Regions from separate parts of the Homo sapiens genome. Here regions 1, 2 and 4 are each linked to region 3. The links are chromatin contacts, found by Hi-C or POLR2A ChIA-PET in ENCODE. All regions are on one chromosome and are shown on one strand. Each heading gives the region's core, a stretch centred on a gene start or an enhancer-like site at or near the end of the contact. The rest is flanking DNA. Distances are from core to core; before and after follow the strand shown. Region 1 overlaps PITX1-AS1 (PITX1 antisense RNA 1). Region 2 overlaps PITX1-AS1 (PITX1 antisense RNA 1). Region 3 holds the start of LINC02900 (long intergenic non-protein coding RNA 2900). Region 4 overlaps PITX1-AS1 (PITX1 antisense RNA 1).

Region 1 (2,700 bases), core at 82-2,581, 57 kb after region 3:
GCTGAAAAAACACAACTAAATCACCCCTAGTCCAGGGCTTGCATGAGCCCCTTGACTAAGAAAATAACTTTTCAGGACTAGGTTCTGAGCAGCCATTTGGCCAAATACCAGAGTCTCTTTCTATGATCTCAGAGACCAGGAGGTAAGAACATTTTGGCCTCAGATAAGCCAGGAGACAATCACCTAAAAACAGACATCCTTGGGCTTTGACAGCCAACTCCCTCTATAGGGGAGAGAGAAGGTGTCTGGGTTAGATACCCATGGGTCCTGCTGCTACCAGCTGAAGGCCCCATGGGAACTGCTTGACCTGTGCTGGTAAAATGAGGGTGCAAGGGCAGTCCAGCCATGCTGGACGCGCAGCATGGAGCACGGATGCCCTGCTGCACCCAGACGCCAAGTATCATGCTTGCACATGCTGCAGGCAGGCGTGGCCAAGCAGGACACAGCCTTTGTGTATAAAACCACCACAGAACGAGAAAACATTGCGTCTGAAATGGGGCCAAGGCTCCTCCATTGACAAACATCTACTGTGATTCCCAGCCCCTTCTGAAAAGGCCTAGGGGAAAGTCATGGCTCCAGGCCCCCTTCCCCAAGACAGGAATGAGAGTATCACCACACACAGCCTCTCCCCTCAGTGCTACTGAGCCCCATGTGACATCCTCACAGGCCAAATCCATTCACAAAACTCAGTCCCCTCAGGACATAGATATCTAGTTTTGCCCCCATGGTTTAGAAATATAGCTGCTATACTACCTTCTACCCAAAACCCAAAACAGCCACCAAGAGCCCCACTTTGCTGGAGACTTCCTGATAGGGTTGTTTGTGTGGGTAGATTCAAGCCTGTTTGTGGTGGATACCTAGGAACCCAGCCCCTGGGAACAGAATGGCTAATCCATGATATTTGAGGGTGGTCCATGACTTCCAATGAAAAGGCATGGCACCGTCCTTGGATCTGAAGCTCCTCAAACCTTCTTCCTGACTTCCGGCGGAAGCCCCTGTGCTGCTCTTGGGAAGTAGAGCCTGCTCCCAAGCTGAACAAGCGGGTTTATACCCCGCTTGCCCCACTGTACCCCGCCAAGCAGGGCACGCCAGCAGAACTGTCCAGAGGAAGCCATGGCGCAGCCTGGCTCCCGCTAAGGCTCTCCCACCGCACTGTCGCAGGAGAGCCCGGGACGGCCTGGCTCCTGCTCTCAGAGATACCCTCAGCAGGTCGGCCAGCCCAGGACGTGGAGCGCACAAGTCATGAATTCCAGGCAAGCCACTGAAGCGTGGCTTCTCCCCGTAGCGTCAGCACCACCGGCGGCCAACAGGTGGCAGGAGAGCTTCGGGGAGCGCGCACCTGAGGCCCGCGGCTGGGTCTCAGGCTGCAGCGGCAGAGGCCGAGGTCTCCCTCTCGCTGCGACCCACGGGGGAAGACAGAGCCTGCCGGGGCTAGGAAGAGAAGGCGCAGAACGGCGTGCGGGAGCGAGCTAGCGGGGCCTCTACTTTGCGCCGCAAGCCGCGAAGCAGCTCCTGGCCGCCAGCCCCGCAGCTGCCCCCTCAGGCCTCCCTGGCTGCGTGCAGACCCGTCGCGGGACCTGGCCGGGAGCCGACCTCGACTCCACCCCCGGGGCTGGCACCCCCACCCCCGCAGACCCCAGGCCAGGGCCAGACCATCTGGGCTGTTCTGGGTCCCGCGACGGGGTTTTGAATTACTTCTAAATCATGTCCTTTGCTCCTAAAGAGCAAGCAGGCAGTGGCCGATGGAGGTGAGAGAGACAGCCCAGAGATACGGGGTCGTGGCCGTCATCGGCACCCCTTGTTGGCTTCCTGCTACAAGCCGTGATGATAAAATTACGGTTTTTGTGAAAACCAGAATGGTAACAGAGGAATTTTTCCTTTTTATAAATAACTAACATTTCCTACCACCAAATTCCAAAACTGCCAGAGGGAACCCCTTCCGCAACGCCACAGCACTTTGTTCTGCATTGCCCCACACTACACAGGCAGCGAAAGGAATCCATCAGGTTTAATTTGTTCTGCTCTGGTCAGAACTGAGGTCTCTAGAAGCCTCGCATATACTTTACCATTTTAAGTTTGAGAACCCTAAACTAATGATGTGAAACTAATGTAGTGTAACACCAAGTGCCCTCTCTGCCAGTAGGAAATAATTTCTGCAGCGCTTCTAAAAACCAAACCAAACCAAACAAATAAATCAAATGATTTTACAATGTGGAAAAGCCATGAGCGAGCCGGCTGGGCCGTGGCTCTGTTTGGGGGAAGCAGGCGGTTTGAGAGGCTCAGCGACTCAGCCGCGAGCAGTTTTCCTGGGCTGGGGTGTCTGCAGCTGGGAGCGGCATTCGAGCTCTGGCCCAGCAGGCCTCGGGAAAACAATCTGGGCCACAAATTCAACATGACAGTTTTAACAAATACGATTTCAACTTTTATATTTGGATTTAGGAAGGAGATGATGGCCTTACCCCGGAATCACTATTAAATAATAAGCTTATAACATATTTGCTGACGGCAATATAGACCCTGCTTCAAATTAACTTTAAAATGTGCTGCCGATACATACGGCTTATACTTAGAAAGAAAACAAAGCTGGTGACCGGGCAGATTGAGTCAAGAGGCAAATGTACAGAAATGTACACAGAGTTGATCAGAGTTTTTGCTACCTGAACAGCCAAAGGAGGCTTTAAAATTCAAGTTAGTTCTTTA
Region 2 (2,700 bases), core at 142-2,641, 39 kb after region 3:
CCAAATTAAAGACCTCTGTGGGCTCTTTGCTTTCAAGAGGAAATTCAAGCTAAATTTAATCTGCCTCAACACCCTGTCTGGCAAGCACTAGGCCCCCAAAAAATGCTTTTATACCAATGCACATAAAGCGATTCACTCACGGTACACCCACCCCCAAACTCCATAAAACCCTGCTGGCCTTATCGGCCCCTGCAAAGCTCCTACAACCACAAGACTGGCACACGGCCTGCAATTCCACCAGGAGCTGCTCTTAGCTGGCCCTCACTCACCACACTCTAGCCACACTGATGGTTTTTAATTCCACAAGGAAACCAAGCTCTGCCCCTACCCCAGAGCCTCTGCAGCATGCTAGTCCCTCATCTGCACTGCTCCTCACTTACTGGGTTCCATCCCAGTCTTTACGCCTCAGCTCAAGAGTTACCTCCCAAGAGAAGCCACTGTATCCAGACTAGGTCCCTCTATCCCATTTGTTTAATAGCACTCTTCACAACTTGCCATTGTCTTTTAGTCTCTTTGTGCTTTATCTGACTATCCTTCCCACTCTAATGAAACAGCTCCAGTAAAATGGGCACCATGTCTGTCCTGCTCACCCATGTATTCCTAGTACCTGGTACGCTACAGGTACAAAATAAATGTTTGTAGAATGGGTGGGTGAATGACTGAGTTCCCAGGGAGAGATATTAAAAATAATTACCATCATCCACAATGAATAGAGGGAGTGATGGGGTTCCCTGGTTGGGGAGGTGTGGATGGGGCAGGCAGGGCAGGCTCCTGCCTCCCTCTCAGAGACTGGTGGGACAGACAGAGAATGGCACCAGAAAACTCACCATAGGACCGATGGTGACATTCTGCCCTATCACTAGCTACCCCTGAAGAGGGCATCTCAAACAGCCTGTGGTCCATGACCACAACATGCAGGCCAGGGTCTGAGCCCTAAGGGAGGAGACCTTTCCCTTCCCAGCCTACCTGTACCTTCTCAAGGTCTGCTGTGGGCCAGGGTCACTGGTGGGAGATAGGGAAGGGCACCCTGGAGAGTACAGCAGCCATCGGCACCATGTTGACAGGCCCCAATGGGAGCCTGATCTCATCACGTCTTCCCTGCTGACAAAAATGCAGCTCCCTGGGTGGGGACACTTACAGAGAACATCAGACCCCATGCCCAACCCCCCATATAGATCCCAGCCAACATTTCCAGTTTGCGAGTTTCTCTAAGCAGATGTGTGCCAGACTGGGCTGGATTACCATTGTAACATTTGCCTTTCATGGGAGTCTAAGCTTCTCCCTCCCAGACTTAGATTTGAAACAAGCTGTGATGGATGTTCATGCTAATAGGAAGACTAACAGCTGGTCACCATTTATTTATGCAAAGAACTTCACGTGGGGAGAAACGTCTACATACCACATCATCAACTAGACACCATTCTGTTACCACGCACAGGCCTGCCGTGTGGGGCTTCCTGCTAAATTAGAGTCCTCCTGTCCCCATGGCTTCTCCTGCCCAGGGATCCCTCACTGAGGAGGAGATGAGGCTGAGGAGGGGGTTTCTCCTCGCATTCATGTCCTCACTCACTCCATGGCCCCAGGCTGGAGTATTTATATAGCCACATTGACTGCTTGCAGCCAGCGAGGTCCATTAGTAGGATGTAAACAGCTCTCAGCTCTTCAAAGGCCAGGGCCAGCCATTCTGTGGGGTCTGAGTCAGCCTGCCAGGGGCTCGCGTTTCAAGCCTTATTCATCTTCCTGATAACTTCCATAAAGGGCCAATGCTGCCTTCCTGGTGTGCTGGGCCTGCCAACAGCACCCCCAGTGGGATTTTCACAAGAAATTGGCATTCACTAAGCTCCTGCTATATACATAACTCTTTCCCAGTCACTCTGGGGAGGGAGAAAAGAGCAGAAAATACATTCACTATCTTTTAGGGCATAAGGCACATGTGGGTAAGAAATATTATGAGTCATCACACAGAAAACCCAACCAAGGGCAGAGTGACATCGGGAAGGGCAGGGTGAGCCAGGAGGGCATAGAACTTAGTGTCCAAGGACATGGGCCACCTCTAGAGAGCCTGGGGTTTGAATGCTAATTGCCTTTAACTGTGTGACCTCAGTCAAGTGGCTTAAACCCTCTGGGCCTAGGTTTTCTCACCTACAAAACGGAGATGACAGCAATAAGATTATGGTGAGGACTAAACAAAATGGTACATGGAGAACACTTAGCATGATGCCTGGAAGAGAGTAAGTGCTCAAGAAACATCAGCTGTGGTTCATTACAAGAGGAAGCTTTCTGGAGAAGGTGAGTTCTGAGCATTCAGAACAAGTGAGGAACACAGACAGACCCCTTCCCTAGCTGGTCATCTTGTCTGTGGGGTGGTGACATTGGCACACACTGCCTCTCTGATTCAGAGTACAGAAGAGGGAAAGACCATTTGCTGGTCTTCTAAGTGTGGACAAAAAAATCCACTCCTAAGAGCCACTCGGTCTTCCAGGAAAAACGAGCAATCCTATAGCAAATTAGCCCATGGAAAAGATTGCCCAAAAGTTCAGAGTCAGATTGTCCTTAGTCTGGGGTAGCCCTGTCGCTCGAGGAAGCTGAGCCTGGCCACAGCTGGGGGTCAGGGCACAGGGGTGGTGGGGCAGAGAGACAGTATGCTTCCTGGCAACACTCCCATTGTCATCACTGCAGAGAGGGGCTTGGAGGAGAGGA
Region 3 (2,700 bases), core at 78-2,577:
GCATGCCAAGGACTGCCAGCAGCCTCCAGAAGCCACGAGCGAGAAGCAGGACAGATCACCCCGCACATCCTCCCGAAGGAGTCAACCCTGCCAACACCTGGGTTTTGAACTTCTGGCCTCCAGAACTCTGAGAGAATAAATTTCTGTTGTTTTAAGCCACTTGGTGTGTGGCAATTTGTTGCAGCAGGGCTAGGAAACTAATATAAGGGGTTAATGGCAAATTATGACTGAATGGGTTTGCTCTCCCAGGAGAGATGCATTCAGCATGGATGCCTGGCCTGTGACTTCCAGCCTGGACCCATGGGTCCCCACTGAGCATGAGCGCTGAGGCAGGCAAGCAGACGGAGCCTCGGGCCCCAGGGCCACCATTTGATCTGCACGTGCCAGGAGGAAGTACCTGATGGCAGTGGCAGAGTGCAGGATGTGGGAGCAGTGAGGCCTTTGCGGCACTCCTCAAAAGATGCTACAGAGATGGCTCTGGTGCCCCCCACCCAGTCTCTCCTGACCTTTCTCCCCTTGTGGCTCCCTCCTCCACACCATCCTGGGCCACTGTGCTCTGCCCTTTCTCGCTTCTCCTCTCCTGCTGATCTCATTCCTACTCTCATCCCAAGGCTCATCTCAAAACCCACCTCCTCCAGGAAGCCTCCTCGGACCACCCCATCCCAGCATGACAGCTGCATGCCACGGCAGAAGGAGCCCTGAGTTCCAGGCTTGGCCTAGCCATGCCCTCCCTATGAGACTCCCATCAATCTCTTCATTTCTTTCTAGGCCTCAGTATCCCCATCTGCAGCATGAGGGGTGAGGCTAGACCAGCTCTAGGATTTCCAGCTGTCACATAACACGCTCACCAATTTGCACCAGTATTCACCTTTTTTTTTGCCTGGCATGCAAGAGATGTCAAATAATAGCAATAAACATTATCTATTTATTTATTTTTTGAGACAAAGTCTGCTCTGTCACCCAGGCTAGAGTACACTGGCATGATCTCGGCTCACTGCAACCTCTGCCTCCCGGGTACCAGCGATTCTCGTGCCCAGCCTCTAGAGTAGCTGAGATTACAGGCGTGCACCACCACGCCTGGCTAATTTTTCTATTTTTAATAGAGATGGGGTTTTGCTATGTTGGCCAGGCTGGTCTTGAACTCCTGACCTCAGGTGATCCTCCCACCTCGGCCTCCCAAAGTGCTGGTATTACAGGTGTGAGCCACCACATCTGACCTAATAATATTAATTATGAAATAAAAACTAGCAATTATGAAGCTGATCATAATGCTAAATGCTTTATGTGTGTTATCACAATAGCATTTTTTTGGATGGATAGATGCATCGGAGGAGGGGAGAGGAGAGGAAAGTGGGAGGAGAGGCTGCACTCTAAACAGGTCTCAGACTCATGAAGGCAGAACCCTTGTTCCCCTGGCTGGTCCCAGCACTGAGCTTAACATGCCACAAGGGGCTCAACACATATGGGGAGGGACACCAAAGAACTTACAGAAAGGAGACCAGATTTAGGAAGTATCTTACTTTTGAACAGGGTCTGCCCTTTCTCAATGACCTATCCACCCCCACCTGCTCCTTTGAACTTCAGAAGCTTCTGAAAGGAATCAGAGCTTCAAAGTAAGGGACTGCCAACCATAACAGGATCGCTGCACAGATACTGACCAAGTTGGGTGCATCTCTGATTTTTTTCTCCAGCCCTCTTGCCTGAGCAATCTGACGCAGAGGCACATGAGGAATCAGCACGGAACCATCGACCCACAGGGTTAATCCCAATGTCAATACCTGCTAGATGTCAGGGATCCCCTGGGCTGCTGGCGAGCCATTTGAAATGACCCATCTCCTGCCACCTTGGCCTGCTCCTCTGGGCCACCTCTCTCCACCTGCACTTGCTTACCGTGAGTAACCTGACCCCAGTGGGCCCAACCCAGGTGTGTTAGTCCTGACAGGGCCAAGAGGCCAGGACAGCTGCTGCCTGGCCTCGTTCTCAGTACCCTGTGGAGAAGGGGCGGCTCACTGGCATTACCCCATCATTCCGGCACTAGGACACACGGCTGGCTTCCCTTGGGGCGGAACTGCTGGTTCCATGGGCACAAGGCAAACCCTGGGAGGTCCTAGCCGTTCCTAGCGCATCCGCTAAACGTAAGGCATTTGCTCTCCTTCTCCCCCACGCCCCCAGGGAAGACGGCAAGGCCACCGGTGCACTTCGCAGTGCCAGGAGAAAGGCGCCTCATGCTATTAGCTCAAATAAGGAAAATCATGCCGGGAAGATTGAATTTTCTGCAGACTTGTTTAACCTGGTGATTTCTGAGCACTTGGCGCTGGCAGCCACGGGGGAGTGGGCTGCCAGCCGGCACTTTATCAGCCACTTCTCAGGACTATTCCTAAGCTTATTAAATCAGCATGAGTCACTCCCTTGCCTTCCTCACAAGCATGAATCACGAATCATCAAAACCCAAGCAAAATGCATGACTCAATAGTTTCTTCGGGGCCTAAAGGGGCTAGCGAGCTGGCGGTAGGGTGTTGTCAACCCGAGACCTCCCCCCACCAACAAGCAGTACTTTCCAGGGAAGGCAAGGGGGCTGCCACAGGGCAAAAAGAAGAGCTCAGAGGAACTTTCAAATACCTTGCATGGGCTCAGAAACACGCAGACCTGGGCTCAACCACACACTCGCGCAGTTCTGCTGTATGCCAGGCACCTTGACAA
Region 4 (2,700 bases), core at 41-2,540, 63 kb before region 3:
CATAAAATTAACTCACTTTTTAGTATATGATTCAAAGATTTTCAAGTGAATTTATAGAGTTGTGTAACCTCCACCACAATTCAGTTTTAGGTACTTCCATCATCCTCAACAAACTTCCCAGTGTCCATTTGCAGCCAGTTCCCATCCCCAGGCAACCCTGATCTGCCTCTTCTAGAAATTTTATATAAAGGGAATTATATGCCTTTTTGGCATATGACTGACTTCACTCAGCATAATGTTTTTGAAGTTCATCCATGTTGTAACATGTATAAGTAGTTCATTCTCATTGCTACATTATATTTCATTTCATGGATATATCACACTTTGTTTAGCCATTTACCAATCGATAGACTGGATTTGGATTATTGCAAGCTTGGGGCTACTGTGTATAATGCCACTATGAACATTTACGTACAGGTCTTTGTGTAGGCACGTATTTTCGTTTATCTTGAGTAGTGCTGTAGGCAGAATAATGGGCTCCCAGAGATGTCCAGGTTGCTAATCAGCTGACCTTAAGAAAGCAAGATTATCCTGGATTATCTGGGCAGGCCTTGTATAATCACAAGAGTCCTTAAAAGTGGAAGAGCCAGAAGAGGAGGTCAGAGTGAAACAATGTGAGACGGACTCAATATGCTGCTGCTGGCTTTGAAGATGAAGGTTATGAGTCGAGGAATTGTGGGCAAGCTCTGAAAGCTGGAAAAGGGAAGGAAAAATATTCTCCCTAAAGCCTAGGGAAAGGAACGTAGCCCTGCCAACACCTTGATTTTAGCCCAGTGAGATCCTTTTGGACTCTAACCTCCAAAAGTGTAAGATAATAAATTTGCATTGTTTTAAACCACTAAGTTTGTGGTAATTTGTTACAGCAACGATAGAAAACCAATACAGGTAGATACCTAAAAGTGTATATTGGTTGGATAGTAAATTTATGTTTAACTTTTTAAGAATCAGCCAAGCTGTTTTTCAAAGTGGTTGTGCCATTTTATATTTGTATGAAATGTATGATCTTGCTCAGTTTCTAGAGCCTTTCAGGTGATTTTTACTGATTTTCTCCAGTTTTATCATTGCTTTTGGGGGAGAGGATTTTTCAAACTTCTCATTCCACCATACCAGAACCCAATGATTTTTTGATTAAATTATCTACAGAAAAGAGGAGGAAAAGAGGGAGGAAGCGGGGAAAGGTCAAATGTTTGTGTTGACTTACTGGCAATACTGGAGGGCAACAGATTTCAAGGGTTCAATCACCTGCCCGTGTCTTATTAGCTGTATGACCCTGGCTGGGCAAGTTGCCCCACTTCGGCGAGACTGTTTCCTCACTATAAAATAGTACTGGCAATTATAGGATCTGCCTCCTAGGTTTGTGATGAGGATTAGATAATACAGTCAAAGTACATAGTCAGTGCTTGGCCCCTAAGAGCTCTCAACTGTTGACAATGTTTTTAATGGTAAGGGCAACAAGAACAGGTTAAATTTTGTAATATCCTGTTCTATTTAAGTAAAAGATGTGTAATTGGAAAAACCACAGAGTATGCGTTCCTAGAAATGTAAACAGCTGTCTTGCCTGGCATATTTTTCAACTCACTCATTCACTTCAGGCACCTAAAATCTAACTACAGAATTTTACAAGTCATCTGTTGCCAATGACTATCCATACACCACCATGTCCTTCCATCAATAACAACCCTATACAATTGTATATGATTTATACTTTTTAAACATCTTTTCAGTATATATTTTCACAAGGTCTTCATCCCAGTGGATAGATAAACCAAGAATTCTCTCATTTGACAGATTAAGGAAACTGAGGACCAGAGGTGTCAAGTGATTCACTCGAGGTTCTACAGCAAGGAGGTGGCAGAGCTGCTTCCATTTCCTCCTCTTCATTGCATGTCACTGGTTTCTGCCCACGGGCATGGTTTCCTCCTCTCTCTCACTGACATCATTCATGTTTGTTCATTGAATGTGGAAAAGATTAGCTTTCATCCAATTCAAAGATGCTAATAACACACTTAATGTCTATGAACACATACTGATTTTATTATAATCCTGCTCCTCTTGCTGGAAGCAGCCATGCCTGGCTTGGTGGAGATTCAAGACTCACCATTACAAAGAGTAAGCTATGCTTAGGTTAAATTGGCGTTTGTTCTGAGCCCAGTGGCATTTTTAATGCATTTATAAAAATGGAAATGAGTCAAGGTACCCAAGGCCGATTAAACAGGCAAGTCAAACACCCAAAGAGCCCACAGCAAAGGCTTTGCCTGCAGATTCACAGCCCTGCCAACAGCTCCCATGCTCAGTCCTTCCGAAGGGCTCGCCTCCCAGCACAAAGCCCTATCAGGCCTGCCATCTTAGACAAATCTTCACAATGGCCTTACAGCTTCAGTCCTGTCCCTCTCACATTTCACAGATGAGGAAGCAGAGACTCAGAGAGGTTAACTGACTTCCTAAGACACACAGCTGGCAAGTGGAGTCAGGTCTCAAAATTCTTTGAACTTCTCATGCTGCTCCCGTGTTCACTGATAAAGAGACCCCCTCCTCCTGCCCATTCCTTGCTAAGCCCCCTCTGATCCAAAGAGCACAGTGTACAGGCTAAATAAGTGTATAGTACAAGAGAAGGGGTGTGCAGAACCATTTCAGCCACCACCCAAGGCCATCTCTGTGCAGCCTCTGCCCTCCCCAGGTTCATGTACAAGGTTAATTTCT

The links. A loop is a pair of places that touch in the nucleus more often than their neighbours do. ChIA-PET counts read pairs that join two places held with the same protein, here RNA polymerase II (POLR2A). Pooled maps may share reads with other maps.
Region 1: a loop to region 3 is called in a map of ascending aorta, with 6 times the contacts of the local background. The contact joins the enhancer-like site here to the promoter of LINC02900 in region 3. A Hi-C loop is called at or near these places in 8 of 168 maps with a recorded cell type or tissue (Caco-2, PC-3, aorta and 4 more) and 12 of 50 pooled maps. POLR2A ChIA-PET finds 5 or more read pairs at or near these places in 3 of 52 experiments (AG04449, AG04450 and endothelial cell of umbilical vein).
Region 2: a loop to region 3 is called in a map of PC-3, with 4 times the contacts of the local background. The contact joins the enhancer-like site here to the promoter of LINC02900 in region 3. A Hi-C loop is called at or near these places in 9 of 168 maps with a recorded cell type or tissue (Caco-2, G401, PC-3 and 5 more), 1 of 37 single-sample maps with no recorded cell type and 13 of 50 pooled maps. POLR2A ChIA-PET finds 5 or more read pairs at or near these places in 9 of 52 experiments (AG04449, AG04450, Caco-2 and 6 more).
Region 4: a loop to region 3 is called in a pooled map, with 2.4 times the contacts of the local background. The contact joins the enhancer-like site here to the promoter of LINC02900 in region 3. A Hi-C loop is called at or near these places in 3 of 168 maps with a recorded cell type or tissue (Calu3, PC-3 and PC-9) and 1 of 50 pooled maps. POLR2A ChIA-PET finds 5 or more read pairs at or near these places in 1 of 52 experiments (AG04450).

The regions. Positions count from the first base shown.
Region 1 is chr5:135,190,147-135,192,846 of GRCh38, reverse strand. All of the region lies in intron 3 of PITX1-AS1 (PITX1 antisense RNA 1), which reads right to left. Among named protein-coding and RNA genes, the nearest start is that of LINC02900, 57 kb to the left of the region's middle. RefSeq lists a silencer at 1,427-1,606. Within about 2 kb of position 1,331, at least 5 of the 41 ENCODE cell types and tissues checked have a DNase peak (open chromatin) inside an H3K27ac peak, as active enhancers do; they include prostate gland and sigmoid colon, where a contact is called at or near this core.
Region 2 is chr5:135,208,027-135,210,726 of GRCh38, reverse strand. All of the region lies in intron 3 of PITX1-AS1 (PITX1 antisense RNA 1), which reads right to left. Among named protein-coding and RNA genes, the nearest start is that of LINC02900, 39 kb to the left of the region's middle. Within about 2 kb of position 1,391, at least 13 of the 41 ENCODE cell types and tissues checked have a DNase peak (open chromatin) inside an H3K27ac peak, as active enhancers do; they include IMR-90, PC-3, ascending aorta and 1 more, where a contact is called at or near this core.
Region 3 is chr5:135,246,804-135,249,503 of GRCh38, reverse strand. It overlaps LINC02900 (long intergenic non-protein coding RNA 2900), which reads left to right and starts at 1,327. Exons shown (of 4, transcript NR_037895.1): 1 at 1,327-1,378; 2 at 1,692-1,891. The region is part of intron 3 of PITX1-AS1 (PITX1 antisense RNA 1); the gene reads right to left. RefSeq lists an enhancer at 1,678-2,700.
Region 4 is chr5:135,309,346-135,312,045 of GRCh38, reverse strand. All of the region lies in intron 3 of PITX1-AS1 (PITX1 antisense RNA 1), which reads right to left. Among named protein-coding and RNA genes, the nearest start is that of LINC02900, 63 kb to the right of the region's middle. Within about 2 kb of position 1,290, at least 2 of the 41 ENCODE cell types and tissues checked have a DNase peak (open chromatin) inside an H3K27ac peak, as active enhancers do; they include PC-3, where a contact is called at or near this core.